Regions from separate parts of the Mus musculus genome. Here regions 2 and 3 are each linked to region 1. Evidence: chromatin loops called from intact Hi-C (ENCODE). Cell type or tissue: gastrocnemius. All regions are shown on one strand. Each heading gives the region's core, and the rest is flanking DNA. Links, peaks and the distances in the headings are about the cores only.

Region 1 (10,148 bases), core at 989-8,988:
CATAGCTGGGCCCTAGGATTATTGAGTGGGCGGCACCTCCTGAGGACTTCTGACAGCATAAGCAATGCTTTATAGCTTTCAGGGGCAGAATCAGTTCCTTTTCTGTGCTGTATCAGGGAGTCATCATGGCCTTGTGCATGCTGGGCAAGCACTGAGCTAGAGGTCCAGCCTTAGAATCAATATCGTACTTGAAGATAGCTCACTCCTTTGATTAATAAAGGTTCGGTGTCTTGCTGACTAGCGTTACACGGTAATTTCACGTAATTTCCCCCCAATGCTATGTACAACTATCCACATTGGCAAAGAACTCTGAGTGTCTAGGCTTTGGTGGCCCTGACACTGGAAGAGCTGGACGGTGTTGTGGGCAGTAGTGAGCGACACTTGTGGTTTGTCGGGCGCAATGTCCCTACAGCTTCAGTTCGGCAATGGAGCGCTAGGCCCTCTGTCAGACAAGACATTACATAAAAGCCCATTTTATACAGAGAATAAAGACAGCTGGCTGTTGAAACAGAGAGATTGGAGCCCTCCTCCACCTTCAACTCAACAGGAAGCTGAGATAGCAGCAGATAAAAACAATTAGCTGTAAGTTGGGAGGACCGTTCTGGACTCTTTTAATCCTTAGTGAACCTTTTTTTCTTGTGTAAATGCCTTTTAAGTTAATGCATTTGATTAATGTAGACTTGAGGAAAGGTGTATTATTTTTCAGAACTGCCTCAAATTGTTTTGTGTTTAAATCAGGAAAAAAATGGACTTGTCCTCCTTTCCCTGTGTATTTATTCTCTCTTTACACCGCCATATTGGCCATTTCTACTTCAGCATGCCCCGCTGCTGGAGCACTTTCCTTCAGGTGAGAAGATGGCACCCAGGGTCTGGTAGTGGTGTGTGTCTCATTGATGGGGAGCTGTACTGGTGTTGAGTATTGTTGAAACATGCAATACCCACATCTAGCCATTGGAGGTACAATGAATGTTCTGAATGCCCGAACATCAACGACTCTTGGGTGTGCAGAGAGCTGAAGCCCTGGTCTAGGCCCTGCCATTGGACTGTGCCTTCGTGTCTTGGGTCTGCATGTCAGGAGTCACAGGAGAAAAAGCTGTTTTTAAATTGTGTGTGTTCGTGTGTGTGTGATTAAACATAGCTTCTGGTTGTCTTACTTACTTTTTACTCCTGAATTTCAATTACCTCTTCCTGCAGATCTTTAATCACTAGTGTGATAAATTTGTTTAATATGCATTGTTCCCAGTCCACTGAAAACTTCTTAAATTTTGTGTTCATATACAAAATGGCAAACTACTGCGTATGTGAAGAATGTGATAAATAAATATATTTAGAAAAAAAACCCTTCAGTGTGTGTAGTGTTATGCGCTGTGTGCCTGTTTGCACCTGTGGGTGCATATGGAGGTCAAAGAACATTGGGTGGCCTGTTCATTTACCTGCTGCCTTGGTCCCTTGAGTCTCCTTAGCCTGGACTAACTCTTTGACTAGGAGGCTGGTGATCTTCTATCCTTATCACCGTGGTTACAGGAACACGTGTCCTGCCACATTTTTATTGTCATGAGAGTCTCATACTGAAGACTTGGGTGGCCTGGAACACCTTATATAGACCAGGCTGGCCTAGAGATTTGTCTCTGCCTCCCCAGTGCTGGGATTAAAGGAGTCCACTAATAGGCACAGCTCACATCCATGGGTGCTGGATCTGGCTTGCACAGCGAGTGTGTGTACCATTGAGTCATTCCCAGTCCCTAGTCCCTTCTAACAGACCCATTCATTCAGCATCTTGATCAGCTAACAGCATGGGTATAAAAGTCTAAAATGTAACCCCCACCCCACCCCCTACCCCGCAAAGTACAGAAACAGCAGAAAGCCCTGGTACATTCTTAGCCACAAGTACAGTCCTCGAGGGGTTCCTCCCCCTGTACTCATGAGTATTCTCTAAAAGATCTCAGTGATAGGCCCTGCCACCTTTACTGCCCTGGTTTGTAACCCATAGCTTCCCAGGCTCTTCCTGTTAGATTTTGTTTCCTGGAAGTAATTAGAACTGTCCACCACCACACCACCATCATGGCCACGTTAGTTATATGCCTTGGCAAAGTCTTGGGCTTTGCAATCACAGGGGCCCGAGCTGCTGCCTCTGAGGTTTCTATCACTGCCCAAGGCTGATGACTGATGACATTGCCAATGTAAAGGTCACTGCTGCTCCCACCACCGCTACCAGGTGCTGCCTCCTCCATTGTGCGGCTTGTACAGCTGCCGTTCCCACAGAGCTGCTGCCTGGCTTTCCATAGCCCTGCCCATGACCAACACCTCTGCTGAGCATATATATCCCTCCAGAATAACCAAGGCCGCATCCTCCACAACCACTATCATTAGCAAGTTTTCGAAAGAGAGATGGCCACCACTGCTGCCACCAAAATGGCCACGGGCAAAATTACCACAAACTACCTCATTGGAACCACCTTGGCTAGAGGAAGCACTGGCTATCTATCCCTTGCTCTGACAGAGCTATCTTCATTTCCTAGCCATTCAGTCTGATTCTGAATGATAATCTTATCTAGGATATCATGCTCAGTGGAGGATATGAAAACAAAACCCCTTCTCACTGTCCTGGCCAACCGTGATGTCAATTGCTTCAAAATCTTTCATGCTGTGCAAAACAATATGAAACTGTTCCTTGGAGCCCTTAATGCCACCCACAGAGATCTTTATTTCAGTTCTGGGTGCACCTGGTCTTTGAGAAATTCCTCTGGATAGTTTTATTTGGTCCCACCACTCTTCCTGTGTGGCCTTGCATTCACAGCTGCATCAGCTTGCTCCACAGTATTGAAAGTGACTTTCGAAAGGCCCTGGAGCGGTTGTTGAAGGTCCCTGTTCCCTCCCACATACTGAGTGAGCGCTCCCTGCTTGCACAGTGACTCCTCATCAGACATTTCAAAGCTCAGAGAGTTTCCATAGCTGTCGGGCTCTGTAGCAGAATGCCTAAGCTTTTCCGCTCATGGCTCCTTTTCTCTGGAGTGTTTGTTTGTTTTTTGTTGTTGTTGTTGTTGTTTTGTTTTGTTTTATGTGTGGCCTGGAACTCGCAAAGATCCACCCCTACCTCCCGAGGGCTGGGACTTAAGGAATGTACTACCATGCTTAGCCGATTTTATTTTTACATTGGGTTTCTAGATCCTGACTGAATGTTAATAGTGCAGGATGTAGAGCATCTTCAAAGTTTGTTTGTTTGTTTTTAAGATTTATTTATTTTATTATATAAATAAGTGCACTGTCACTGTCTTCAGACACACCAGAAGAGGGCATCAAATTCTATTACAGATGGTTGTGAGCCACCATGTGGTTGCTGGGAACTGAACTCAGGACCTCTGGAAAAGCAATCAGTGCTCTTAACTGCTGAACCATCTCTCCAGTACAAAGTTTTGTTTTTAAATTGATATAAACACCGATGCTGAGAACACAGCTTTGCACAAATATGCTGATCTCAATTAAAATTTAAGATTTTTTTTTCCTTTCTCATGTAGCCCAGGCTGGTCTAAAATTCATTATGTAGCCAAAGATAGGCTTGAACTCCTGATCCTCCTGCCTCCATCTCTCCAGTGCCGGGGTTACAAAGTGTGTTCCATCCACCACATTCCACCATTTAATGATTTTGTTGTCATTAAAAATGAAACTCAAGCCTGCAATTCTAACAGCATTATTTAAAACCAACATTTGGGGGCTGGAGAGATGGTTTAGTAGCTAAGAGGGCAGACTGCTCTTGCAGATAACCTGAATTTGGTTCCTAGAACCCATGTCAGGTGGCTCACAACCACCTGTAACTCCAGGGGGTCTGATTCCCTCTTCTCTGGGGCATCTTCCCTCACACACAATAAGCACATATACATAACCTAAAAGAATTAAAAGTATAAAATCAAAGTGAGCAGTCATGCCAACCGTGAGTGTGGCACACCCACAAGAGCTTTCTCTTGTTCAATCTACAAACTGTTTTATCAACGTCACAAGCCAGATGCACAGTCTTGGTTAACTTGAGTCCAAGTGGACCCTAAACCTTCATAAACCGACACCCCCCCCCACCCCCCCACCATGCTGTCCTTTGCCCCTGCACGACAATGAATAGCCATTTGATTCAATAAATGGACACAATCTCTGAAGAGATTTCTCCCATCTCCCTTGCACTGCAGGAATGGGTGGCAACAGTTAGGTCATGCAGGGTGAGCAGAGTTACTCTGTGCTCGTTTCCATAGGCGCGTCAATGGGAAGATTGTTGCCAACTACTGATCATGATGTGCTTGCTCCTACAATCAGTAGATTCTTTAGAGAGAATGCTAGAGAGCCGATGCTACTGCAAATGCAAATTGGGGCCCATTTCTTTCTTTGTAACCTCCATTAGCCTAGGTGAGAAAGTCCTGCTCAGGTATTTGTCTTCTCCTTCAGCTACTGTTGGCATAGAAAGCTACCTGACACTAAGATGAACCGCACTTACGAACACGAACTGAGTGCATAGAAGTGACTTGAACAACAGAACTAGGCTGTTTGCTAGTTTACTCCTCCTCCTCTCTTTTTGAGACAAGGTTGTCACTAAGTTTCCCTGGCGGATTCAGAACTCATAGATTATGCTAGCCCTGAACAGATTCAAGAGCAGAAGGTCTCATTGCTACATCACCCTCTCTGCAAGGGCAGGGCCCGGGGAGTCTCTACCGGCGCAGGTCTGCGCTTGCGCAGTCTGCACCCGGAAGCGCGGTTTCGAGAGCCTATCCCATTCCGAGACAACAACCCGATTCAATATTCTTCCTTATTGCTACTACCCATGACTAAAAACACACGGAAACTTCTAGAGAGTGTAGAGACTCCTTTTCATCTCTTTTCTTTTGACGGCTCTGCCGGAGGCGGCTCGGCCCGCAAGTTGCTAGGACGGGGGGGGAGCGGGGAGCGTGGGGGGGGGGGCAGAAATGTGCTGCGTTGCTATGACGACGCAGGGCGTTCCGGAAAAGGGATGGCCTTCCGACGCCAGGCGGCAAACACAACTTGTGGGTACAGCGGCCGGTGTCGTGCACTCCTACAGTGCAGTCCTAGGACTTTGCTGAAAGAACCGTGGGAGCCCCGCCCCACTCGCGCCCGCGGAGCTGGGTCGCGCTGACCCGCCCGCAGTCTGTAGGGAGGCGGAGCCTGACTTTCCCGGGCTGGGCCCTGACTCTGACCCACCCATACCCCATCTCTGTCATGTCAAGTTATCTTAGAGGGCTCCCCAAAGAAAGGAAACCACGCCAGATGAATTCTGAAATTCAGTCTGAACACAAACACTCAAGAGATCTCTCTGTTCATTTGCTTTGTTTTGCCTACAGAATTATGGACAGCTTGAAAGTCTGAACACGATTTTGATTTGTTTTTGAATTAATTTTTTGGAGGATTAATAGTTCTGAGAGTGATCCCAGGCATTGATTATTATGTCTCTCCACAAAGTGTCGGACACTTCGCTGACCTCCCCATCAACATCTGAGTCCAAACAGGCAAAACTCTATGTAGTCAAGGAGGCAAAAGGTAAACTTAAGGATGCCGTGGACAGAACCATTAGGGCTACTGAAAGAATTTGCAATCCGTTCTCCCTTTCTCCTTAGCCAGCCTGAACACTCACCAAGTCAGAATACTGTTTCATCTTCATTTAAATACTAATAGCTATATGAAGTTTGGTTGCTTCTTCTCTGACTTCAAGGGAGCTTTAAAAACATAGTTATGTGGATAAGAAAAACATAACTTAGTTCAATATGCCTATTTGTATAAGATTCAAGATGTTTTTTGAGATTCCTTAAGATTTCCATCCTTGGGGCTGTGTCTTGGAAGGCAGAGGCAGGTGATCTCTGTGAATTTGAGGTCAGCCTGGTCTACATAGTAAATTCCAGGCTAGTGGGAGCTACATAGTGAGACCCTGTTTCAAGAAAAATGTAAAAAGACGTAATGATAAATGTAGAACCTGTACCAGAATAAGAATCAAGGCAGTCACCGTCTCACTCTTGCTCATCAGACTGAGGCTATCTCCAGTCTTAAGGTCACAGAGCTTTTTGGGTTGTTTCTTATTTATATTTTGCTACAGTTCCATCATCAACTCAAGGAGGTACGGATTCAACTCAAGGACTTACACTAAGCAAGCACTCTATCCTGAGCTAGCTACCTATTCACTATTTATGTTGCAGGGCAGTGGAGGGGTTGGGGCTTGGGTTGGCTGTACACTCACTCTGTGTAACCCAGGCCTTTTACTTTGTATCTCTCTGCATGTTCTCACATCCCCCTTCCACTCTTCCCTCCACCCTTCTAGCTACTCCTGCTTTAAGTATTCTTTGTAGCTGGGCTCCTCTGCTAGAGGCACCCTTCTTGTTAGAAACACAGGATACTGCTGAGGCAGTCTGGGAAACTTTAACTCCCCGGAACACTCCATTAAAAGTTTGTCTTTCCTAATACTTCCTTAGGGCTTCCTGAGCTAAAGGAGAAAAAATCCATGGTGAACCACCTCAAACCCCTTCCTCCCCTTCAGAATGACTACAGAATCCCCGAGGAAGTTCTTCTCTCTCTGAACTATGCAGCTAATGCCGGTCCCTGTCCTGAAAGCTTACTGCCTGTGAAGAAACCTAAAGCCCCAAAGGTTTGTATATACATACCTATCATGTTTGGGGTCACAATCCCTTTTTTAAAATTCACTTTGTTAAGTGTTTGGTGAGCAGAAGTTGTGTTCAGATGATCTTTTAAAATGCATATTTAAATTAAAAAAAACCGTTATTATTAGTTCGTGTGTGAGTTTGGGCTCAGGGTCAGAAGACAGCTTTCAAGGTCTGCTTTTCTCTCTCCAGCATGGGCTGGGGGTGGGGGGAGCACAAGTCATGCATGGGGTTGCAAGCTCTTTCAGCTGCTGAGCCATCTTACCAACTACAAAATTCAAAATTCAGATCTTGCTGAGCATGGTGGCTGGCACTGATAGTTCTATCACGTCAGAGGCCGAAGCAGGAGGATTGCCACAAGTTCCAGGCTGACTGGGCTATACAATAAGATCCTGTCTCAAAAACAAAAACAAAAACAAAAACAAAAACAAAGCCAGGGGCTGGAGAGATGGCTCAGCAGTTAAGAGCTCTGACTGCATTTCCAGAGGTCATGAGTTCAATTCCCAGCAACCACATGGTGGCTACCAACCATCTGTAACAGTATCTGATGTCCTCTTCTGGTGTCTCTGAAGAGAGTAACAGTGTACTCACATAAAATAAATAAATAAGTAAATGTTTAAAAAACAAAAAAACTAAAGTGAAAAACTCTCAGGTCTCTTGAAGCGTATGTTTCCATTGCTTAATATTTCCATTAACCTGTTTTATGTAAACTTACCAGAGGTATTATTGATGCTCTCTCAATGTTCTATCTTTGCCCTTCTTTACGCATTCTGCTCCTCTATAAAGCATCTAAATGCCCTGATGTAAATAGTCAAATAAGTAACACTTCTTCACCCAGAGTGCCCTCTACTGGACATTTGTGTTTTTTGCTTTTTTTTCCCCCCACAGTGTGCCCTTCCACGTCTTGTAGATCATGTCTGGCAGCACCCTATTCGAAGGGATAAATTCAAATACCTGATTGATCATCCTGTCTCCCTAACAGGAGCTGGAAGGTAAAGGTGGAAGAGAGTGGGGTGCAGACATACAGATAGAATTATTTTCTCATTTTGTGTGGCAGTTTTGGGAGAAGGCAGAATGGCCTCCAGGTGTGGGGGAGTTGGCTTTTAGAATTAGTAAAAAGGCCAGAGGTTCTCTGGAAGTGGAGGCTGTGCTCCGAATTAACTTTGCTAGGTAATTAAGATTTTTAGCTATCTTCAATAGGAATCTCTAATATTGGACTTATTACTAGACCAGTCCACGATTGAGTTAGAATAACTGGTCACATTGAAGAAAAGAGAAAAATCATTATGACTCTATTAAATGACTAATCTTACTAAGTCAGAATACATAGTCTCTGATGTTCTTTTTGCCATAAAGTTAAAAAGCTTGAAGCAAGACAGCTTCACCAGTCCAAACTGGAAAAATGGCAAGCAAGGATGGGTTGAAAACATGTACCCAATTTAGCTTCCTTCTCACTTCAGTCAGGGCACTGAGCCAACTCACCTGTCAGCTTGTCACACGAATTAGCCATCATGCTTCTGCAGTGTTCTGTGGAGAGAACCTATGTTTTCCCTTCCCTAATAAGGTAGCTGTTTAGGATCAAACCATATGCTAATAAGTAGATCCTTTTAAGATACTATAAGGCATTTATTAAATTCTTTGACATCCAAATTTCAAATTTCTAAAATAAAAGTATGATTTAAATAGTGTGCATGGGAATGCACTAAATAATATGCACAGGGATATAATTTTCCCCTTCTTTGTCTTTTAAGAAGTTAAAGTTTTAAAGTTCCACAATACCTTGTCCTTGAGAATTAATAATCTGTTGACAAAACATATCAAATACTTGACTGTTATAGTCAGTATTAATGTAACATGGGCAGTGACAATTGTTTCTCTTAAAAAGCGGTTGTAACTAGAAAGCTTGAAAGGTTATTAATAGTAACATGTGCATAATTTATTTATTTATTAACTTAGAAATAAGAGAATTTATTTGCAGCAATTTATTAAGTATAAGTCCTCAAGAATTCACACCCTTATGTGGAAACAAGTAGTAACTGAGGACACTAAAAGGAAAGAATTTTACATGCACAATTTTCAAGAATACTAAAATATTATCTTAAACCATAACTGTTTTGAATATATAAAGAATGCGATTATATATCAACTTTAGGGATGGAGCCAAGAGAGAGAGAAAGAGAGTGCCAGTGAGGATCAGGTTATACTGGTCTTTATTCATAAACAACAATAAAACAAATAGAAAGTGAAATGGGATCGCATTTATTCACACACTCACTTCCCTCACCTCCAGTCTGGTATTTGTCGTAGCCTGGCTTCAATGGCTGCGCAGGCATGGCCCATGGCATTTCCTGCTGTGCTTCGGATCCCCACTGGAGCTTTGGTCCAGAGTTGGGGTGTCTGGAATCAGTGGGCTGGCTCTGGGGATGAGTGGTCTCAATGCGATCAGCTCGGGATCTGACCGGGTTTTAAAGTCTCTTTCAGCTCAGGCATCCAGCATTACTTTACCTGACTTTGGGCCTTATCACCTTCATTCACACACTCCAGGCTTGGGTTCCATGGTAACATTTTAGCCAATCAAAATTGAGGTGTTCACTTAGTCAGGGCATTTACCTTATCACATTTCACACACACACACACACACACACACTCACACACTCTCTGGGCTGGGTTACATTTGTCATTTCTTTTCTATTGCTTACATTTATTTCCATTCCATCCCCTGGAGCCTCAGAGAAACCAGAGCTACAGGTCTAGGTATTCCAGAAGGCTCCACAGGCTTGCAAAGCTGGGTTCATATACATTGTGTAGTGCGTTTTTGTGGTAGCTTTTCCATGTACAGTATGTATTTCGTTGGAAGATGCACTCTTTTAATATTGGTTTTAATATTGACCTCAGGCAGTAAGCCTGTAAGAGTTCCGGACTGTGTGATTATGTAGGGTCATTCCGCTACCACTCTCCCTCCAATATTTTATATGTGGGGTCAGGTGCGTGCTCCAACATGTTGTAACATGTGTGGTACCAGAAGTGGTTTCCTCTGCTAACACAGCAGGCCGTGTGAATCTGCTCAGTAAGCTTTGGGTTGCCCTGATGGGGTCTGAGTACAGGTTCCGGGGATGCATGGTTATGATAACAATGATGAAACAAAGTAAGTAGTTTATCATCCATATTGGGTCACAAATAGCATACAGCATAGGGTCTTAAGCAAAACATGCAATTTTCTGGTTCAAATAGCTTATTTGTAGTCAATCTATCATACAAAATTCCAAATGATGATGCACTATCAAAGAATATTTTCCTGAAAAATGTATTAGCTCTCGCCATGCAGCTAAGGTCATATCTCCGTCCGGAGTCATTGTCTCTTGACCTCCTGAGCGAGGGCCTTCTTTTTGTCATATTTCCTATAGTTGCTTCTAAAACATATCAAAGACACTTTTAATAGCATAAAAAAAGATGATCAGAATGCCGGGGCCTAGCAAACACAGAAGTGGATGCTCACAGTCAGCTATT
Region 2 (10,148 bases), core at 1,404-9,403, 120 kb before region 1:
ACTATTTTCGTATTTATGCTAAATTATGATGTGCACAGATATTTAGTCTCTCTAGTACAGCTGCATTCCATTTGATGCTCTAAAACGTTGGTCAGTCTGGTGTGGGCCATTCTCGCTCGCGTAAGTCCTCAAGCCCTTCTGTGCAGGTGCAGTGTCAGGGACTCGGGTTACAGCTGTAAAAAGAGTTCTTATCTATTCCAGGAAACTGTAGTCTTAGGGAGATATCGGTCAAGAAAACGGATAATTAGACTAGACTGGGTTAAGTGCTGAGGCAGGGAAAATGATCTACCAGCCGAGAAGTAGGACAGTACGGCTTTTCCAGTACAGGAATCCGGAGGACCCGCAGGAGTCAGCCTGAGAAGCTAGGCTGGGGGAAGGGAGGAAGGCAGCCCAGAGAGACCCTGGCAGCGGCAGGGGCAGGGCGGGTGGGCGGTGTGAAGCTTTCTAGCATCACCAAGTGTTTGTGTTTGCTGAGCACAGCAGAGGTGATAGAAAGCACAGAGGATGAGCCTGTGAGCGATCCCTGACCTGGAGATGCCAGAGGCAGGAAACATTGTTTCCACACAGGCAACAACAAAAGCAACAACAAAAGGGGGGGGGGGGGCGTTGGTGGTTACGCAGATGCAAATTCAGTTCTGTTTTTTAAAAAAAGATTTATTATTTGTTTTTTTAAAATATTTATTTATTTATTATATGTAAGTACACTGTAGTGTGTCTTCAGACACTCCAGAAGAGAGCATCAGATTTCGTTACAGATGGTTGTGAGCCACCATGTGGTTGCTGGGATTTGAACTCAGGACCTTTGGAAGAGCAGTCAGCGCTCTTAACCACTGAGCGACCTCACCAGCCCCCTATTTATTATGTGTATGTAAGTACACTGTAGCTGTCTTCAGACACACCAGTAGAGGATGCCAAGATGACATTACAGATGGTTGTAAGCCACCATGTGGTTGCTGGGATTTGAACTCAGGACCTTTGGAAGAACAGTCAGTGCTCTTAACCGCTGAGCCATCTCTCCAGCCCCGGTTCCGTTGTTTTGATTCCAGGTCCAGTTCAAGGTATGCTCCCCCTGCCTCAGCTACCTGTGTTGCTGGGATTACAGGCAAGCAGCAATATTCCGCTCAAGCTCAAGTTTCTGTTGTTGTGTCTTGCTTGTTTCTTTTGTTGTTTTGCTTTGCTTTTATGAGACAAGGTCTCATTATATAGCCCTGGCTGGCATAGAACTCAAGGAGATCTACCCTCCTCTGAGTGCCAGGGACAATGGAGTGTGCTACCACACCCGTTTTAGGTGACCTTTTCCGGTCATGTTTCTTGTTTTAAGTGGGCTGGAGATCACATGCTAAGCCAGCGTTCCACCATTGAGCTATTCCTCAGCACCCCCCTCCCCTTTTTCTTTTTCCAAGAGAGGGGTCTCTCTGTGTAGTTTTGGCTGGTCTAGAACTCACTTTGTAGACCAGGCTGACCTGGAACTCACATAGATTTGCCTTCCTCTGCCTCCCAAGTGCTGGGATTAAAGACATGAACTACCACAGGCTTATCTTTCACGTTTGATTTGAACTAGGGTCTCCCTGAAGATGTTCAGTCTGGCCTTGAAGTGACTCTGTAGCCCAGGCGGGCCTTGAACCTATGAGCCTCTTTCCTCAGCTGCTCAGTACAGGATTGACAGGCCTGTGCCACCAGGTTCAGATTTTGATCATTTTTTCCCCATTAATTTATTTATCTATTCACTTTACATCCAGATTGCAGCCCCTCCTACTCCCTATTCCAACTCACACAGCCTCTCCCCTCTTTCCCATCCCCTTCTCTGAAAAGGGGGAGGTCCCCCCGGGTATCCATCCACCCTGGCATATCAAGTCACTGTAGCACTAGGCACACCCTCTCTCACTGAGGCCAAACAAGGAGGGCCAGTTAGGGGAACAGGATCTGTACTCAAGCATCAGAGTCAGGGACAACCCCCTCCCCAGTTATTGGGGGACCTGGATAAGACCAAGTTGCACATCTGCTACATAGGTGTGTGTGGGCAGAGGGAGAGGCCTAGGTCCAGCCCATGTATGCTCTTTGGTTGGTGGTTCCATCTCTGGGAGTCCCAAGAGCCCAGGTTAGTTGACTCTCAGTCTTCCTGTGGAGTTCCTACCGGCTCCCAGTCCCTCAAGCAAGCTACCCTGCTCAACACACTTGTATTCAGGTGTTTTTTATTTTGTTTTAAGAAGTAAAATCCTTGAGTGCTTTCTTACTCAAGGATTTCTTTCTTTCTTCCTTTGTTTTGTTTTGTTTTGTTTTTGTTTTGTTTTGTTTTTGTTTTTGTTTTTGTTTTTGAGACAGGGTTTCTCTGTATAGCCCTGGCTGTCCTGGAACTCACTTTGTAGACCAGGCTGGCCTCAAACTCAGAAATCTGCCTGCCTCTGCCTCCTAAGTGCTGGGATTAAAGGCGTGTACCACCACACCCGGCCCCTCTTCCTTTTTTTTTATTGGATATTTTCTTTATTTATATTTCAAATGTTATCCCCTTTCCCAGTCTCCCCCCTCCTGGAAACCCCCTATCCCATCTCCCCCTCCCCCTGCTTCTATGAGGGTGCTCCCCACCCACCCACCCACTCCCACCTCCCTGTCCTCGATTCCCCTACACTGGGGCATCTATCCAACCTTCATAGAACCAAGGGCCTCTCCTCCCACTGATGCATGACAAGGTCATCCTCTGCTACATATGCAGCTGGAGCCAGTCATGTGTACTTCTTGGTTGGTGGCTTAGTCCCTGGGAGCTGGGAGGGGGGTGTTAATTGATTGATATTGTTGTTCTATCTATGAGGTTGCAAACCCCTTTAGCTCCTTTAGTCCTTTCTCTAACTCCTCTATTAGGGACCCTGGGGCTCAGTCCAGTGGTTGGCTGCGAGCATCCTCCTCTGTATTTGTAAGGCTTTGGCAGGGCCTCTCAGGAGACAGCCATATCAGGCTCTTTTCAACATGCACTTCTTGGCAATCCACAATAGTGTCAGGTTTTGGTAACTGTATATGGGATGAATCCTCAGGTGGGACAGTCACTGTATGGCCTTTCCTTCAGTCTCTGCTCTACACTTTGTGTCTCTGCTCTACACTTTGTCTCCATATTTGCTCCTGTTAGTATTTTATTCCCCTTTCCAGGAAGGACTGGAGTCCTTTGATCTTCTTTCTTTTTGAACTCCATGTGGTCTGTGAATTGTATCTTGGGTATTCCGAGCTTTTGTGCTAATATCCACTTATCAGTGAAAGCATACCACGTGTGTTCTTTTGTGATTGGGTTACCTCACTCAGGATGATATTTTCTAGTTCTCTCTCTCTCTCTCTCTCTCTCTTAAAAAAAAGAAAGAAAAAAGAACAGGGTCTCACTATGTAGTCCTGGCTGGTCTGGAACTCATGGTGATCTACTTGCCTCTTTCTCCTAAGTAATGGGATTAAAGGAGTGTACCACACTCCACGTAGCTTTGCTTTTATATAAAGTTTCCTTGCTACTTTGCAAAGAAAAATAGTATGATAGCCTCTTCCTTATCCTGGACGACCACCGAGGCCTGCAGCTCCAAGATCAACAATGTACTAACCACACCTAAGAAAAACAATTTTGGACCAGATGTGTTATTGAGCACCCATTGTTCCAGTTACTTGGGAGCCTGAGGCAAAAAAGGTTGTGTGAGCTGCAAATTGCTAGACCCTGCCACAAGAAGAAGAAAAGGAAAAGAAAAGAAGAGGAGAAGGTGCAGGAGGGAAATGAAAGAATAAACATCAACACAGTCACGTCGACCAGAATTCAGTCGATACTCGGATTTCCTCAGTTGTCCCTAATGTCCTTCACGACTGTTCTCCCACCTATTATACTTTACTCTTCTCTTCTCTGTAATCATAAGTAGCCATAGATTAATATCAAAGCAGTTGGGCTTTGTCCACTGCGATCAGTGCTCTCTGATTTGTGACGGGATCTGTGAGGAAGCCATCTGGAAAAGCCTTTCCTGACAGACAGAACAGAACCATCCAGCAGCCTCTAGATGTCTCCCTTAGACAGAGAAATGACAGGGAGTGGCTACCAAGCCCTCCCCAGAGTCATCTGGCTCCAAAAGATGCATTTCCCCCTTCCTCTTATTTCTCCAAGGCCAATCTGCCTCTTCTACATTTGTTTCCTCCTAAAAATTGAAATGCAAGATTTCCTTCATTGAAATTAATTATCTGCCTGAATTTATCACATTTTAAGTAGACTGCCTACCATACCCTTTGAAGCTACTGTATTTCGTCTCAGACTTGAGGCTGCCTCTTCTTTCTTTTTCTGAAGATTTATTTATTTATTATTTATGTGTACCTGTCTGAGCCTGTATGAGTATATGGGAACCATTTACAGTGCAGAAACCAGCAGAGGACAGAAGACAGCTTTAGATCCCATGGCATTAGAGTTACTGACTGTTAATGTATGCAAGCAAGTTGGCCTTGGGGACTGAACTCTGGCCCTCTGCAAGAACAGTTAGCAGTCTTAACTACTCAGCCCTCTCTCCATCCCCAGACTGGAGATTTTAAAAGAACATGGGAATACTTGTGACTCACAGGTGGTGCTTTGGATCAAAACAAAGTGTAAAAGAATAATGAAGTCATCCACATGCATTCACACAACACATGTTCCTTAGGTATTAATAGGTGAGAGGTTTGGAAGAGACTCTTGGGCATGTGTGCATGCATGCCACACACACACACACACACACACACACACACACACACACACACACAAAACAAGAACAGAAATACATTCTGGAACCCATATGATCACATGGGATATTCAATATCATTGCTATATAGTCTAACCTCTCAGAGTAGCTTTCTCATCTGCAGGGCATTCCCAATAGGAAAGAATAGTATAAAACTCAGGCCTAGCCAGGTGGTGGTAGCACACACCTTTAATTCTAGCTCTCAGGAAACAGAGATGGGCAGATCTCTGAGTTTGAGGCCAGCCTGATATACAGAGTTCCAGGACAGCTAGGGCAACACAAGGAAACCCTGTCTCAAAAAAACAAAACAAACAAGACTCAGACTTAAAGTGTCTCTGTCATGATCTTTCAAGTTGTAAAGGTCCTTTACTAACATTTTTGACTGTAAGCCCATGCTGAATACGCAGATGAATGTTCACAGGACATCTGAAAGACCTTTGGGGTTACAGCGGGGGTAATCATTTGTATGGTTCCATTGGGCATTCGATGGAGCCTCAAAAGCGAACTCCAAACTAGCCAAGGGAAAAATTGCTTAGTTCTACCTAGCCTGGCAGGGTGTCATAGGCCTTTAATCCCAATGTTGGGGAGAAGAGAAAGGCAGATCTCTGTAAGTCTGAGACCAGCCTGGTCTATATAGTAAAGTCCAGGCCACCCAGGACTGCATACTAAGACCCTGTCTCAAAGAACAAAAAGCTTATTTTGGAAGAGACTAAAGCCCCAAACTCAAAAGCCAACCTCAAAAAGACCTTCTATCATCAACATAGGTTAAAGAATCTATAATGTCTTAACTGAACATAATCTTGCTGAGTTTAAATGGCCCTCCACTTAATCTATTAAAAAGAAGGAGGAGGAAGAGGAGGAGGAGGAGGAGGAGGAGGAGGAGGAGGAGGAGGAGGAGGAGGAGGAGGAGGAGGAGGAGGAGGAGGAGGAGGAGGAGGAGGAGGAGAAAATGTCTGGGACTGGAGAGATAGCTCAGCAGTTAAGAGCACTGGCTGCTCTTCCAGAGGTCTTGAGTTCAAATCCCAGTAACCGCATGGTGGCTCATAACCATCTGTATAATATGTGATCTGATGCCCTCTTCTGGCATGTAGGTGTATATGCAGATAGAGCACTCAGACATTAAATAAGTAAATACATCTTAAATGACCCTCTAGGTATTTAACATATACAAACAAGGCTGAAAACTGGGGAGTCAGTGCTTTTAAGAACAGTTTACATTTAGTTTCTATTTGGAGAGGTATGCGTGCACGGGCATGTACCACAATGTCTGAGCAAAGATGAGAAGATAGCTTGCAGAAGCCATTTCTCTCTCTCTCCATCATGTTTCAGGGATCAAACTCACGTTGCCAGGACTGGTAGCAAGCACCTCTACCCACTGAGCTATCTTGCCAAGCCCTCATTTTGTTTTTGGGTTTGCTTGTTTGTTTTCTATTTTTGAGACAAAGTCTTGCTTTGTGGCTCGGGTTGTTCTCAGATTCACTGTCCCCCTTTCTCTGTGTCTTAGATGGGGTGCCTATCGCCGTGATACAATACTGTGACCAAAAGCTGCTTGGGGAGAAAAAGGTTTATCTCCTCTCACAACTACCAGAGCACACAGGGAACTCAGGGAGGGGACTCAAAGCAGGAACATGGAAGTAGGAACTGACATAGCAGAAGCTAGGGGGGCAGGGGGACATTGCTTACTTCTTGCTCCAGGTTTGTTCAGCCTGCATTCTCATACAAGGCAGAACCATCTGTCCAGGGTTGGCACTGGTGGCCCGAGGTGCCCTCAGTCCACCCACAACAATCATTAATCCATGAATGGCTCCCAGGGCTTGCCTTAGGTCCATTTTATGGAGCGTTTTTCTCATTCACGATTCCGTCTTCTCAGATATAGCTAGGTTTGTGTCGAGCTGACAAAAAGGAACCAGCATAGTCTGCTTCCCAAGTTCTGTGACCACAGGCACTGTGCTGTCACGCACAGCCTTATGGGCCCTCTTAAAAGAATCTTTGCATTGCTGGGTGTGTGGTGCACACCTTTGAGCCCAGTGAATGGCAGGCAGAAGCAGGGGGATCTCTATGAGTTCAAGGCTTATCTAAAAAAATAAATATCTTTTATTATTTGACATCATTTTTCCTTTATTGTACTTAGATAAGTAGAGAGTAGAGACTTGGATTGTACTTAGATAAGAGAGAGTAGCATGGGATAGGACTAGATAGAAAGCCACAAGAAAGGGGAGAGGAATAGGGGTAATGGAGGGATGAAAATGACCAGAGTACTGTGTATACATGTATGCCACAGGGATAAATACTTTTTAAAAAAGGAATTTATATGGGCTGTGTGGAAGTTTGAATGAAGGTGGCCTAGAGGTTCATAGGACTGGCACTATTAAGAGGTGTGGCCATGTTGGAGTAGCTGTGGGGTGGCTGGAGGAAGTAGGTAGGCTTTGAGGTTTCAGAAGCTCAAGCAAAGCCGAGTGTCTCAGTCTTCTTTCTTACTGCCTGCAGAGCCAGATGTAGAACTCTCAGCTCCTCCTCCAGCTCCATGTCTGTTTGTATGTGGCCATGCTTCCTGCCTTGACAATAATGGACTAATCTATAAGCCAGCCCCAGTTAAGCGGTTTTCTTTGTAAGGGTTGCCATGGTCATGGTGTCTCTTCACATCAATAAAACCCTAACTAAGACAGGGTGTTCACTAGTGGTGCAAGGGGTGAAAAGACATCCAGACAGGATGGAGGTTGCTAAAGAGAAGCTCTGATGAATGGGATTTGAGGAATAGGTTTGGGCGATAGCATTTCCCCTCACATCTGTACCCTTTAAAATAATAATAGTTACTTACTGGGTGCTGGTCACTGTGCTTCAGATACTAAGCATTTATACACGTCTTTTTAAAACCTAATAATAAACCCATGTGCTATTATTATCCCAGTTCTCAGACAGGAAACTCAAGGCAGCCAAAATACTCAGTCAATAAATAGCAGCACCATGGGATTTTTGTTTGTTTGGTTTGGTTTGGAGATTTTTTTGTTTTGTTTTATTTTGGTTTGGTTTTGGTTTTTCAAGACAGGATTTCTCTGTGTAGCCCTGGCTGTCCTAGAACTCACTCTGTAGACCAGTCTGGCCTCGAACTCAGAAAGCGTCTGCCTCTGCCTCCTGAGTACTGGGATTAAAGGCCTGCGCTGCCACTGGTCAAGGAAATCTGTTTTTATGAGAACTGCTATAGTGCAAGTGTTTGTCACACTCTTCTGTGTGATCTTGCAAGCGCCAGCAAGCTCTTAATGTAGCTTTTGGGTTTTTTGTTTTGTTTTTATTTTTACTTATTTTTGTGGTACCTGGAATAAAACTGAGGGCCTTTACAAGCAAGGCAAGGGTTCTACCGCTAAGTCCTACCCCAGCTCTGATGTTGCTGTTTTATTTTATTTATTTTTGTGAGTATTTGTGTAGACGTGCTATGTACGGCACTTGTGGAGGTCAGAGAACAATTTCCAGAAATTAGTTCTCTTCTTCCAGTCCTGGGTCCTGCAGATTGAATTCTGGCCATGAGCATGGCTGCAGGCACCTTCAACCGCTGAGTTGACTTGCCTGCTCTGTGTAGAGGTTTAAATAGTCATGCTTTCTCCTCACTCTTCTCTTCTGCACCCCCCCACTTCTTCCTTGTTACTATTCTTTTCTTTTTAGATTTAAAAAATTACTTTTAAAATACTCGACAATTTCGTATATTAATACACGTATAAGCCGGGCAGTGGTGGCATACGCCTTTAATTCCAGCACTTGAGAGGCAGAGGCAGGCAGATTTCTGAGTTTGAGGCCAGCCTGGTCTACAGAGTGAGTTCCAGGACAGCCAGGGCTATACAGAGAAACCCTGTCTCAACCCGCCCCCCCCCCAAAAAAACCCCAAAACACGTATATATGGTCCTGGATGGTATACATACTATAGATGTCGATCATATTGTATTGGGTGTTTTGTTTGGAGGCTGGATGTGAGAGTTGTCAGTGAACATTACTGGTAGGGCATGATTTCTGAGCACGGAGGAAGCCCTCACAAGTTCAAGGCCTACTACTTGTCCAGAGGACCACACGCAGAGACATAGTTAATCCCACAGCCGTCAGAAATGAGCGCTTCTCATGTTTTCAAAACAAGAAGCCCTGCTTGTTTGAGATGTGGGTCTTCTGACAGCCAGGGACCTTGAACTTGGCCCTACACAGCCCTCGATCTCACGTTCCTAGTTCTGCAGCTTGGTGTTCATGAACTTGATGCTTGGACAATAGGAACCTGGCCACTGTGCTCTGGAGCTTCTCACAGATGCCCAGTTTCTGCCGGGAGTCTCTCATCCTCTGCACAGGACAGCATTGTGATGTCGATGATGGGAAAGGGTGGAGCCTCATCCGAATAAGACAGCCATCTTGCCACAACTGTACCTGCTGCTTGTCACACACATGGCCTCCAGGGTTTTAGAGGAGAGGCACTCATCTTCATCTGATACCTCGTGGTCACAGAGTGGGAATTTATCCATTTTTGGCTTCTTCCACCCCAGGTCAAAGATGCAGGAGCAAGACTTGGAGTATGACTTGGGTTTTTTTCTTTTGTTTGTTTTTTTTGTTTTTGTTTTGTTTTTTATTTTATTTATTTTTAAAGATTTATTTAATTTATTTATGAGTACACTGTTGCTGTCTTTAGAAACACCAGAAAAGGGCATCGGATACAATTACAGGTGGTTGTGAGCCACCATGTGGTTGCTGGGAATTGAACTCAGGACCTCTGGAAGAGCAATCAGTGCTCTTAACCACTGAGCTATCTCTCCAGCCCTTTCTCTCTCTCTCTTTCTCTCTCTCTCCCTCCCTCTTCCCTCCCTCCCTCTCTCCTTCCCCCCTCCCTCTCTCTCTCTCTCTCTCCTTCCTTCCTTCCTTCCTTCCTTCCTTCCTTCCTTCTTTCTTTCTTTCTTTCTTTCTTTCTTTCTTTCTTTCTTTCTTTCTTTCTTTCTTTCGAGACAGGGTTTTTCTTTGTAGCTCTGGCTGTCCTGGATCTCACTCTGTAGCCCAGGCTGGTCTCACACTCACAGAGATCCCCATGTCTCTGCCTCTAAAGATTAAAGGCGTGTGCTTCCACTGCCCAGCTTCTACTTATAATTATTATGTGTAAACAGAGGTGTGACATTTTTAAAATAAATGTCATTGCAAGGGGCTTGAGAGATGGCCGAGTGGTTTAGAGTATCTGATGCTCTTGCAGAGGATCCGGGTTTGTCTCCAGCACTGACCTGGTGGTTCATAACCATTTGTAATTCTAGTTCCAGGGGATTCAGCACTCTCTTCTGACCTACGTGTGGTACCAGGCACACACTTTGGGCACATGCATACATGCAGACAAAACACTCACATTTATAAGATCAATAAGTGTAAATAGAATCATAGGGTATAAGTAGAATTCTGACACAGCAGTTCTCTTGCTGAGCC
Region 3 (10,148 bases), core at 1,178-9,177, 210 kb before region 1:
TTTGCTTAATGTCTCCATTTTATAAAAATATTTCTTGACTTTTTTGAAACTATCTTGAATGCTTCTAACAGCAATGGCCGCTCTTTCTGGAGGACCTACCTGGTCCTCCCTCCATATGGCAGCTCAGAATCACCTGTAACTTTAGTTCCGGGGGATCTGATTCCCTCCTTTGGTCTCCAAGGACACTAGGCACACATGTGGTACATAGATACGCGTGTAGGCAAAACACTCATACACATAAAGTAAGTAAGTAAAAAAAAAAAAAAAAAAAAAATTAAGGGGCCGGAGAGATAGCTCAATGGTTAGGAGCATTGACTGCCCTTCCAGAGGCCCCAGGTTTGATTTCCAGCTCACAGCCATTTAAAACTCCAGGCCCAGGTACTCCAATGTCCTTTTCTGGTTTCAGTGGACACTACAGAAGCATATATTTCCAGATAAAATATGATACATATAAAATAAATGAATAAAGAAAATACTTTTTAAAAAGTAATAAAAAACAAAACAAACAAAAAGCAATCAACTTGGGCTACTGTCTTTAACACCTGATTAAAATGAGAAGAGGGGCGCGCGCGTATGTGTGTGTGTGTGTGTGTGTGTGTGTGTGTGTTTGTTTGGAGGACTAACCCTAACTAAGACTTGATGCTTACTAGCTAAGTGTTCTATTCACCATAGTTGCTTTACATCTATCATTTCTACCACAGTGCTAAATCAAACTAGAACAAAACAAAACAATCGCCCTGATCTGAATAGGAAGCTGGGACAGGAACTCGGACCTATGAAGCCTACGGCAGGGCTCTCACCTAGCAGTTGTACTAAGTTAGGATGCTTGATCTCCTTCATCACTGCAGCTTCCTTCAGGAACTCCTCCACCTCCATGGTGTCTTCCTGTTAAAGGGAAGAGAAGGCAGGGTAAGAAAGACAAAAAAGGAGGTCAAAGCTTTCATTTAAGTCAACTCACAAGCCTACTGAGACATCATGGCTCAGTAGTTAAGAGCACTTGCTGCTCTTGTTCAAGAACCATATGGCTGGCAGCTCACAATCACCTGCAGTTCCAGGACTCTGATGCCCTCTTCTGGCCTCTCTGGGTTCTGCACTCACAGTAGGCAAAACATAGCAGGCAAAACATCCATATGCATACATATAGTATTTAAGTAAAAGATCATTTGAGTATTTTAACATATTACTTTAAGAAATTTTGCTGCAATCTAATATGCTCTATAGAAGAACAACTAAGAATAATGTCCTTAAATTTATCCAGTGTCAGACACTGGAATAAAAGTAAACAAGGAAGCAAAATTCAACAACTTCATCTTACAACTACCACAGCAGAGAGGACGGAGTGTCTGTTTCTGGTAGGTTGGTGTCTGATCAGAGCCCATGGTTCTTCTTAAAGAACAAAGCACATCTGTAGAGCCTTACTGCTTCCTTCACATTCAGAGTATGCTCAGTAAGCAGGGCTGACTGCTACCTATGATAGCTCACACCAATGTCCAGAGTGAGTGGCAACTCTGTGAATTTATAGGAGGACACTTAAAAAAAGAGACAGTAGGGTCAGGGAGAGGACTTCTGTGAGTTTAAAAACAAGATGTGATCTAGCTGGGTGTGGCAGTGACACCGGTAAGCCCAGCATTCAGAGGCTAAGGCAGGAGGATTGTGACTTGAAGGCCAACATAGACTACTTAGAGAGAGACCTTGTCATTTCTACTTCTACTAAAAAGGGCATCTCTAATTGTAAGGAGGAAGGGAAAAACAAAAGCCACAGGGATAGAGATCAGAACAGGGAACTTGTGATGTTGTAGATTACACATGAAGAATTCTGTCCAGCAGGGGTTGTTCTCAACAGAACTTATAATTTGCTTCTAAATTCTCACCAAGCTCCCTGTCAAAAGCCTCCAGAGACAAGCCTTTCCCCACACGTGGGTTGCACTGCAGACAATAATCTGCCCCTGCACTGTCAGCAAAGGCACGAAGTTAATCACCACCATTTGCTCAAGTGTTGGCACCAGTGGGTGGAAAGTGTTCCAGAGTTGAAGAAGGGCACACTGATCTTTCCAAGTGATTCAGTGCACAAAGATGCTTGGAAGCCTGGCTCTCAGCAACCTACCTTCAGTGTTTTCACAGCCACTGTAAGGCTGTACTTCTTCCAGACGCCAACGTAAACCTCTCCGTACTGACCGCCCCCAAGTTTGTGCTTCATGGTGATATCTGTCCGTTCCATTTCCCACTTGTCATGGATAGGAGACACGCCATAGACGGTTGGCTTGTTGCACTTCGGTGCTGGGTAGTGCAGCGTGGTCACTAGCCCATCAGCAACTGTGGAGTGGTGGTGAACAAGCTCTGCCAAGGTGCTAAAGCGGCTCTCAGCTGTCACGTACACCTGGAGAGAAGAGAACACTCAGCAACTGGACCAGAGGGTCATGTTCAAAAGCAAGCATTTCACTGCCGTCTGTCGGGGCATGAAGACAGCAGGAAGGGGATTTGTTTCTTTTTTCAGACTGGGTCTTAACTATGTAGCCCTGGGTATCCTTGAACTCATATAGATCAACCTGCCTCTGCCTTCAGAGAGCTTAAATTAAATGTGTGCACTGCTGTTCCTGGCCTGACTTTTGTTTATTTTTGAGATGAGGGTCTCCATTATGTAGCCCTGGCTGGCCTCGAACTCCTGACCCTTCTGCTTCCACCTCCAATGCACAAGGATTACAGGTTGTATGCTAGTGTTACTAGCGCCCCAGGCAGTTATCATAATTAAGGCAAAGTAAGTGTTAATTTAATGCTTAGGGTAAGAGAAATGGCTTAACCTCATTTTAATTATCCTTACTGTTCTTTCTAAATGAGCCTTGAATGAGAATGCCCAACATAGCTGCAGGGACATCAGGCACACGAGTCCTCAAACTGTTTTTAAGCAACAGGACTATACACTGTGTAGCCAGCACTCCAAAGACTCTGGAGGAGGAAAACCAGGGGTTCCAGGTCAGCTCGGGCTACAGCTAGACACAGTCACAAACAAGAGCTTGCACAGCCCAGACCTGAGAGAAATGATTAAACAGGCAGTCTGGAACTGCCTTCCAGGCTAATAGAGCATAATGTCACAATCCATTCAGAACATAAACTGACAGCCATTAATTTGGATATTGCAAGGTTAATATGGGTAAAATTTTGATTTAATATCACATAATTAATTATAAATTTTATTTATTTTTATAACACCCTTTAAGAATGTCTAGGCCATTAAAAAAGAGACATAATTGGATTTCAGAGTTATTAACAAGATGCTTGCTAATTTGCGATAATTAGTTAAATTATAAAATAAGATAGCAGCCTTTGGCTTTATCGTCTAAGGGAGTATGATTTATTTTTAATTAACTGACTAATTAATTTTCAGAGTTTCTATATATAACCTGGTCTCAAACTTGTGGTCTTCTTGCCTCAGTTTCATGACGGCTAGAATTCTAGGGTATGTGCCATTGTGCCCAGGCTGCTTAAATAAACAAACACTGTTTAAAACAGGCACATGAAAAGTTGTATTTTTATATATTAAATGTACATAATTCATAAGTGGAGAATGTGGTCTTCACAAAATAAACTCCCCCAGTAAACATCACCCACACCCAGGATGGCAAAATCACTAGAACCAAGTCCTTGCCAGCTGTTTACTGCTGCAAAGGTATTGCTGGAAGTGTACACAGTTTTCTAAACTGCACATAAAGGAAATCATAGGGCATGTGTTGTCTAGTGTTGATCTATAATTCACATGCTATATTTTAAGCTATACAATTCAATAGCTTTCAGGACATTTACAAGGCTCGCTAACCACCACTGTCTAACTCCAGCACAGTTACTTAGAGCTGTTAGGGATCACGCCCACACTCCTCTCCACACAATTCTCTGGCAAATACTAATCTATTGGTCAACTTTATGCGTACGAAACTCATCTATAGGAGACGGTAGAAAAATTCTCTGAACAGGGATGAAAAACAGGCATCTTAGACTTGGGGCTATATAGGGTTCCTATAGCAACTACTCAGGTCTGCTTAGAAATACAAAGTAGCTTCAGAAAATTCAGAAATGGATAGACAGCTGGTAGGACGGACTTGTGTCTATAGCATCGTGTTTATTTCTGTTTCTGTAGGAGATTCTATCTTAACAATATATCATAATTTATTAGTCAATTATGCTACTTGGTACTTCGATTGTGAGGCTATCATAAACACTGTTGCTGTGAATTAATGTCCTTGCATGGTCTGACACATCTGTGCGCTCGTTTTTGTTGTGCATGTGTTAGAGAGCAGATGTAAGTGTCCCCCACAGACTCATGCTGAAGAGCTCATGGGCTCAGTCAGTCAGCTGCTGCTGCTTCTGCTCCCTTTCTCTGCTATGGAGGGAGTAGCTCTGCTCTACCACACGCCACATGACCCCACCATGGTGGTCTGCCTGGCCACAGCCTACAGGGAATAGAACCATTGATAGTAGACTGAACTCTTTGAAGCCAGGAGTGAAAATTACCTGTTTCTTCACCGTTTCTCTGTGATATTTGTCACAGAGACAAACAAAAGCAAAACAACTAATAATGGCTGCATTTCTTCTTCTTTTTTTTGGTTTTTCAAGACAGGGTTTCTCTGTGTAGCCCTGGCTGTCCTGGAACTCACTTTGTAGACCAGGCTGGCCTCGAACTCAGAAATCCACCTGCCTCTGCCTCCTGAGTGCTGGGATTAAAAAAGTGCACCACCACACCCAGCCCGCATTTCTTCTTATATTAATTACTCTGATACCACTCACTTGGGCCACAAACAATATACTTATATAATGGTTAAAGGGGGGAGAGAGAGAGAGAGAGAGAGAGAGAGAAGAAAAGAAAAGAGAACTAATAAAATATTTCCTGTGCTGAATCAGCTCTCATACTTTACAAAAACTGTTTCATTTAATCCTTACAATAATCTCACAAAATGACTTAATAACAGACAAGGAGGAGACTGACATCACTTAGTGGTTCAATTCTCTTTTCTTTCTTCATACTTTACAAAAACTGTTTCATTTAATCCTTACAATAATCTCACAAAATGACTTAATAACAGACAAGGAGGAGACTGACATCACTTAGTGGTTCAATTCTCTTTTCTTTCTTTTTTCTCCACAACCCCCCCCCCCCCCCCGTTTCTCTGTGTAGCCCTGGCTGTTCTTGAACTCAGAAATCCACCAGTCTTTGCCTCCCGAGTGCTGCGATTAAAGGCATGTGCCACCACGCCCTGCAGTTCAATTCTCTTGAAGAGAGATTTCTCCAGCACCCATTCCAGTTCTGGGGATTCCAAAGCCCTCTTTTGGCCTGTGTGAGTATTACACCCATATGCACAAACCAGCCCATAGGAACACACAACATATTCTAGATACATCATTAATATAAATCAAAAGTCAATGAGGGCAAAGGGAGGAGGTATGGTGGTGCACACTATAATCATACACTCTGAATTCAGACAGGCAGGACAGTTGCTACAAGCTCATATCTGTATGTATGGTCTATATGGCAAGTTCCAGTACACAGAGAGATCCGATCTAAGTCAGCACCACTACCACCACCACCACCACCACCACCACCACCACCACCACCACCACCCCCACCCCCACCCCCACCACCCAAACTGAGACTTAAGGAAAGTCTCACAGCTAATAAATGATGGTGAGGTACAAAGCACAGCAGTTCTGCCTGCTCTAAGGCCGCATGCCCCTCCCACTTTGTCCACATGCCCCTCCCACTTTGTCCGTCCTACTGAGGGAGGAAAGGGGGCTCAACTTCACGAACCATTCAATAGAACAACTGGTTTAAGTTGGGAACTTATAATTTATGTTTGATTTTGTTTTAAAATGTAATTACTATTATTATTTTATATGTATGGGTGTTTTACCCACATGTTTGTGCACCACACATATACCTGGTGCCCATGGAGGTCAGAAGAGAGCACTGGATCTCCCAGAATTGGGGTTTCCGATGGTTGGGAGTCACCATGTGGTACTGTAAATCAAACCCAGGTCTCTGCGGCCCTAAAGAATCTGTGTAACACATTCACTCTACGCAGACTGGCTGGGCAATTCATCTATTGCCATTAGCACACAGTGATGAGAACAGCAGCCTCCAACACCCTCTCACTCTGTGACCTCTCTAGTGGACCGGAGTCTCCTTCCACAGGCTTGTGGTTGACTTCTAACGTCTTCTCTATGCACTTGGTGTGCGTTTATGCTGATGATTAAAACAGCTAACCTGTGTAAATCTCTTCAATCCTCAACTTCAAATATGACTTACCCTTAATTATCTACAACTTTTTTTTGTTTGTTTGGTTGGTTTTTTGAGACAGGGTTTCTCTGTGTAGCCCTGGCTGTCCTGGAACTCACTTTGTAGACCAGGCTGGCCTAGTACTCAGAAATCCGCCTGCCTCTGCCTCCCCCGAGTGCTGGGATCAAAGGCGTGCGCCACCACACCCGGCTTATCTACAGCTTTTAACTGTTTTTTGAGTTGTTTTGAAATAAGCAAGCTCTAATATGCTAAATAGCCCAAACTCACCAGGTTAGGCAATACTTTATTTTATATCAGATATAAAAATTATTTTCTATTTTTTCCCTTCCTACTGAAGAGCCAGTCCACATGAACAGGTCTTACCTTGCTGTCTGTGGTGGTATTGATCCTGTAGTGATACACACGTCCCTCATACCTGAGAGAGATGGACAGCTGCCCAGGGCTGCTCTCACTCTCTCGAACCAGGAAGCTGCCATTGATTAGGCTGCTGAGGAGATACTCTGCTGCGCTGCGGGATACAGGTCCGTGGTACCAGGAATGTTTCTCCAGGCTATTAACTGGAGTGATGTAGTTGCTTGGCACCCAACCCTGTCCATTCTTGGAGCGAACTTCACTCCACTCGCCATTCTGGTTATAACCAAGGACTCGCAGCTTTTCACCTAGCCATCAAGTCATCACAGAAAGAAAGGCATGTTAGGACTGTCAGACTGCAGCAGTGTAGTGTCAAACTGCAAATCACTGAAAAGTGAACCAAGGACTTGGGTTCTTGCTTACTAACATCCTGACTGATCTCTACTCTGAGCAGCTTAACAAAAGAATGGTTTCTGAAGGATTACATATCACTTAAAAAGTCTTCCAGAAACGATGAATTGTATTAAATTAGAATACAGAATTTACTCAAATAGATAGAAAATGACAGTGACTGAGTGTCTGTGTGTGTCCCCCAAAGAGGGGTTGGGGTCACTGGAACTGGAGTAACAGGCAGTTGTGAGGTACCCAACATGGGTACTGAAAACTGAACTCCAGGCCTCTGAAAAAGCACTAAACGCTAACTACTGAGCCTTCAGCCCAGCCCACCTGCCCACCCTTTTCCTTTTATGTGAGTCTCACTTAGTCTAGACTGGCTCGCCTCAGACTCGTGATCCTAATTCAGTCTCCTGAATGCTGGACTACAGACATGTACTAACACTTGAGCAGTACTTACTCCTCAAAAAAACAACACATTTTACTTTCACTTAAAACAGATACACACACACACACACACACACACACACATACATACATAATTATTCATTGTTAATGAACAGGACATCATGTGAAATACAAAGTTACTTAAATTTTCAGATGATACCAAAGCAACAAAGCCATCAATATAAGCAAACACCTCCCAAGACCCTAGACTCAACCAAGAGTTTTCAGCAAGAAAACTGTTTAGAGGAGCAGTGGGGGCTGGCAAGGACTCTTAAAGCACAAGTGTTTCCAGGACTCGAGGTTTAAAAGTTCCTATTTCTCAGTTTCTTCCTGTTTCCCATAACAATGACTCACTCTTTGCCATTCCTCTAAAATTAGTCTATGGAAACAGAAAATAACTCTTAAGTTGGAACCCAAAATTCCAAACACTTGGTGAATCTTTCTATCAGCTTGAATTTCTTGAGGTTGTATTTATTAAAAGTAGAACTATCTAGTGTGGACTTTGACATACACTCTGCCCCACACCTGCAGCACAGACTAGAGCCAATGTTCATCTAAGGCCACTCTGCAGCACCTGACACTCGTCTTTCCAGGAGGTACAGCTTTTCTATAGAATTCACACCTATTAATGCTAGAGAGCAAAAAGAAGACACAGCAATCTGTAGTGCAGGGCACAGGAGGGCCAGGCCAAGGCTGGTGAGGAACAATTCAGCCTTCCTGTGGTAGCCAACTACATTTCTCCTGTGGCCTACAGAAACATTTATTAGAACGTGGCTTTCTCTGCCCTACATCATTTCACCTGACATACCTAACTATGAAAACACCCAGAGGTCTGTGTAGGAACTCTTCCATGTACATATTATACACTGTATATATATATATATATATATATATATATATATATATATATATATATATATTATAAGACATGAGTGTCTGGTATGGTTGTGTATCTACACAAATGTACAGGTGCACAGTAGCTAACTATGTGTCCAAAAGAACTTGCTAGGAAACTCAAGATATGTGTGTGTGCCTGCACAAGTGTTTATCTACCCTGCTGCTTCCTTAAACACTTGAACAGAACTGCTTACTACAGGCCATCATAATCAGGATAGAACCAAAACCCATACGATTTTGACACTACACCCCACCTCCCCTTATTTTGGTTAGAATTTTCTGCTCTGGAATTCCTGACTGCTATGGAAATGGACAGGGAGACAGACATTGAACCTATCAGTACAGGACAGAGACTCACTTTAGCCCCATTCTGGCCAACAATGTTTCTGCTTCAAGTATTTCAAAATGCTGGAATTGCAGACAAAAGCCACATGTTCAACACAAAACTTTTTTGAAAAAACTTTTATGTGTACAAATGTTTTGGCTATATGCATGCATGTATGTATACCATGTATGTGTGTGGTGCCTTAAGAGGCTACAAGAGTGTATCAGATAGTGCAGGTCACCACTGGGTGCAGGCAATTGAACCAGGGTCCTCTGCAGGGATAGAATAGCAAGTGCTCTTAACCACTGAGGCATCTTTCTGGCCCCCAAACTTTTCTTTATTTCAAGTAAGCTATCTCCAGAAAAGTAACTAAAGTAAGTGTTATTTTCTTTTAAAGGATAATTTTTTTCCTCTTAAAAATATAAAAAAGCAGGCCTGATGTCATACACCTCTAATTCTGACACCTGCCTCATTAATAACAACAACAAAGCTTTAGCATAAGATCTTTTTATTAATAAGAACCTGATATAAAAAGTAGGCATTTCAGGGTTTTTGAGAAACCATTGTCAATTATGATATAAAGGGACTCCTGGTCCCTGAGCAACATACTAAAAGTCGTTATAACTATTAACTAGTAAGACTTTACCAACGTTTTCTTGGTGAAGAAACTATCTTGGAAAACAACGATGAGAAAATGTTATCTAACCAGTAATGTTCTTAGTCACTGCTTTGCAAAGCCACAGAAGCAGGTAAAAAGAAGGATGACCCAAAAGTGCTTGAGCACAAGTCACCTGGTCAGTGTCAGCGGCAGAAGCCAGCACGTGGCGCTTCATGTCTCAGCCTAGGAAACTAGAAAGCACAGTTCAGAGATGTCTCACCTTTAGTGATACTGAGTGTGTTATCACCACTTGCCACAAAGTCATAAAGTGCAACAAAGAGATTAGGGTCACTCTCAGTGGCTCCCAGCAAGTTCTCCTTGGAGCTCCACCTGATCGCTTCATTCAGTGCCTGAGATTCAGCATCACAGCCAAACGGGCGGTGCAAAACTTCTGAAAGACACAAATGAGAAAGGTATCCAGTGAGTGAGTCAAACAGCCAAGAATTCAGAGCTCTGAGTGAGGGCTGCATGTGAACTGTTGGTATACACTTAGGCTCAGAACGTTACAAAGACTAAGCCAAGAGTTAGTTAGGTCATCCTCTACGGACTGTACAGTGAATTCCTCTACGGACTGTACAGTGAATTCAAGGCAAGGCTGAGCTACATACAACTCTATCCCAAAAAACAACACACACACAAAGAGTTGGCATAGGTGCTATTATTTCCTGGGCTTAGGGCAGCAACTGACTTGTTGAAACTGTAATACTGTAGTCAAAGGAAAGACCATAACCAGAGAAGTTAGTTCTGGTTTATATGCATTCACCTAAATCAGACCTAAATGAACAACAAAGATG

What was found. Hi-C counts contacts between places; a loop is a spot of excess contacts. Peaks named below come from ENCODE experiments on the same cell type or tissue, not always from the same donor. Only the 100,000 strongest peaks of a DNase experiment are listed, where the experiment ranks them.
Region 2: it touches region 1 in a loop (3-fold over the local background); 19 of 42 quality-filtered maps call a loop at or near these places.
Region 3: a loop joins it to region 1, with 2.8 times the contacts of the local background. A loop is called at or near these places in 20 of 42 quality-filtered maps.

The regions. Positions count from the first base shown.
Region 1 is chr1:156,415,719-156,425,866 of GRCm38, reverse strand. It overlaps Axdnd1 (axonemal dynein light chain domain containing 1), which reads left to right and starts at 4,952. Exons shown (of 26, transcript NM_001346967.1): 1 at 4,952-5,021; 2 at 5,337-5,532; 3 at 6,456-6,628; 4 at 7,530-7,633. The coding sequence starts at 5,439. In gastrocnemius, for the core only: CTCF peaks have their summits at 5,034 and 7,492 (motif pointing left); DNase peaks (open chromatin) are centred at 4,714, 4,994 and 7,510; H3K4me3 peaks cover 1,102 bases; H3K27ac peaks cover 930 bases.
Region 2 is chr1:156,534,230-156,544,377 of GRCm38, reverse strand. It overlaps the pseudogene Gm17975. Among named protein-coding and RNA genes, the nearest start is that of Abl2, 19 kb to the left of the region's middle. In gastrocnemius, for the core only: CTCF peaks have their summits at 4,012 and 5,800 (motif pointing left); a DNase peak (open chromatin) is centred at 4,015.
Region 3 is chr1:156,622,082-156,632,229 of GRCm38, reverse strand. It overlaps Abl2 (v-abl Abelson murine leukemia viral oncogene 2 (arg, Abelson-related gene)), which reads right to left. Exons shown (of 12, transcript NM_009595.3): 3 at 9,575-9,745; 4 at 6,647-6,942; 5 at 2,105-2,377; 6 at 801-885. Among named protein-coding and RNA genes, the nearest start is that of Tor3a, 47 kb to the left of the region's middle. In gastrocnemius, for the core only: a CTCF peak has its summit at 5,334 (motif pointing left); no DNase peak of the experiment used is centred there.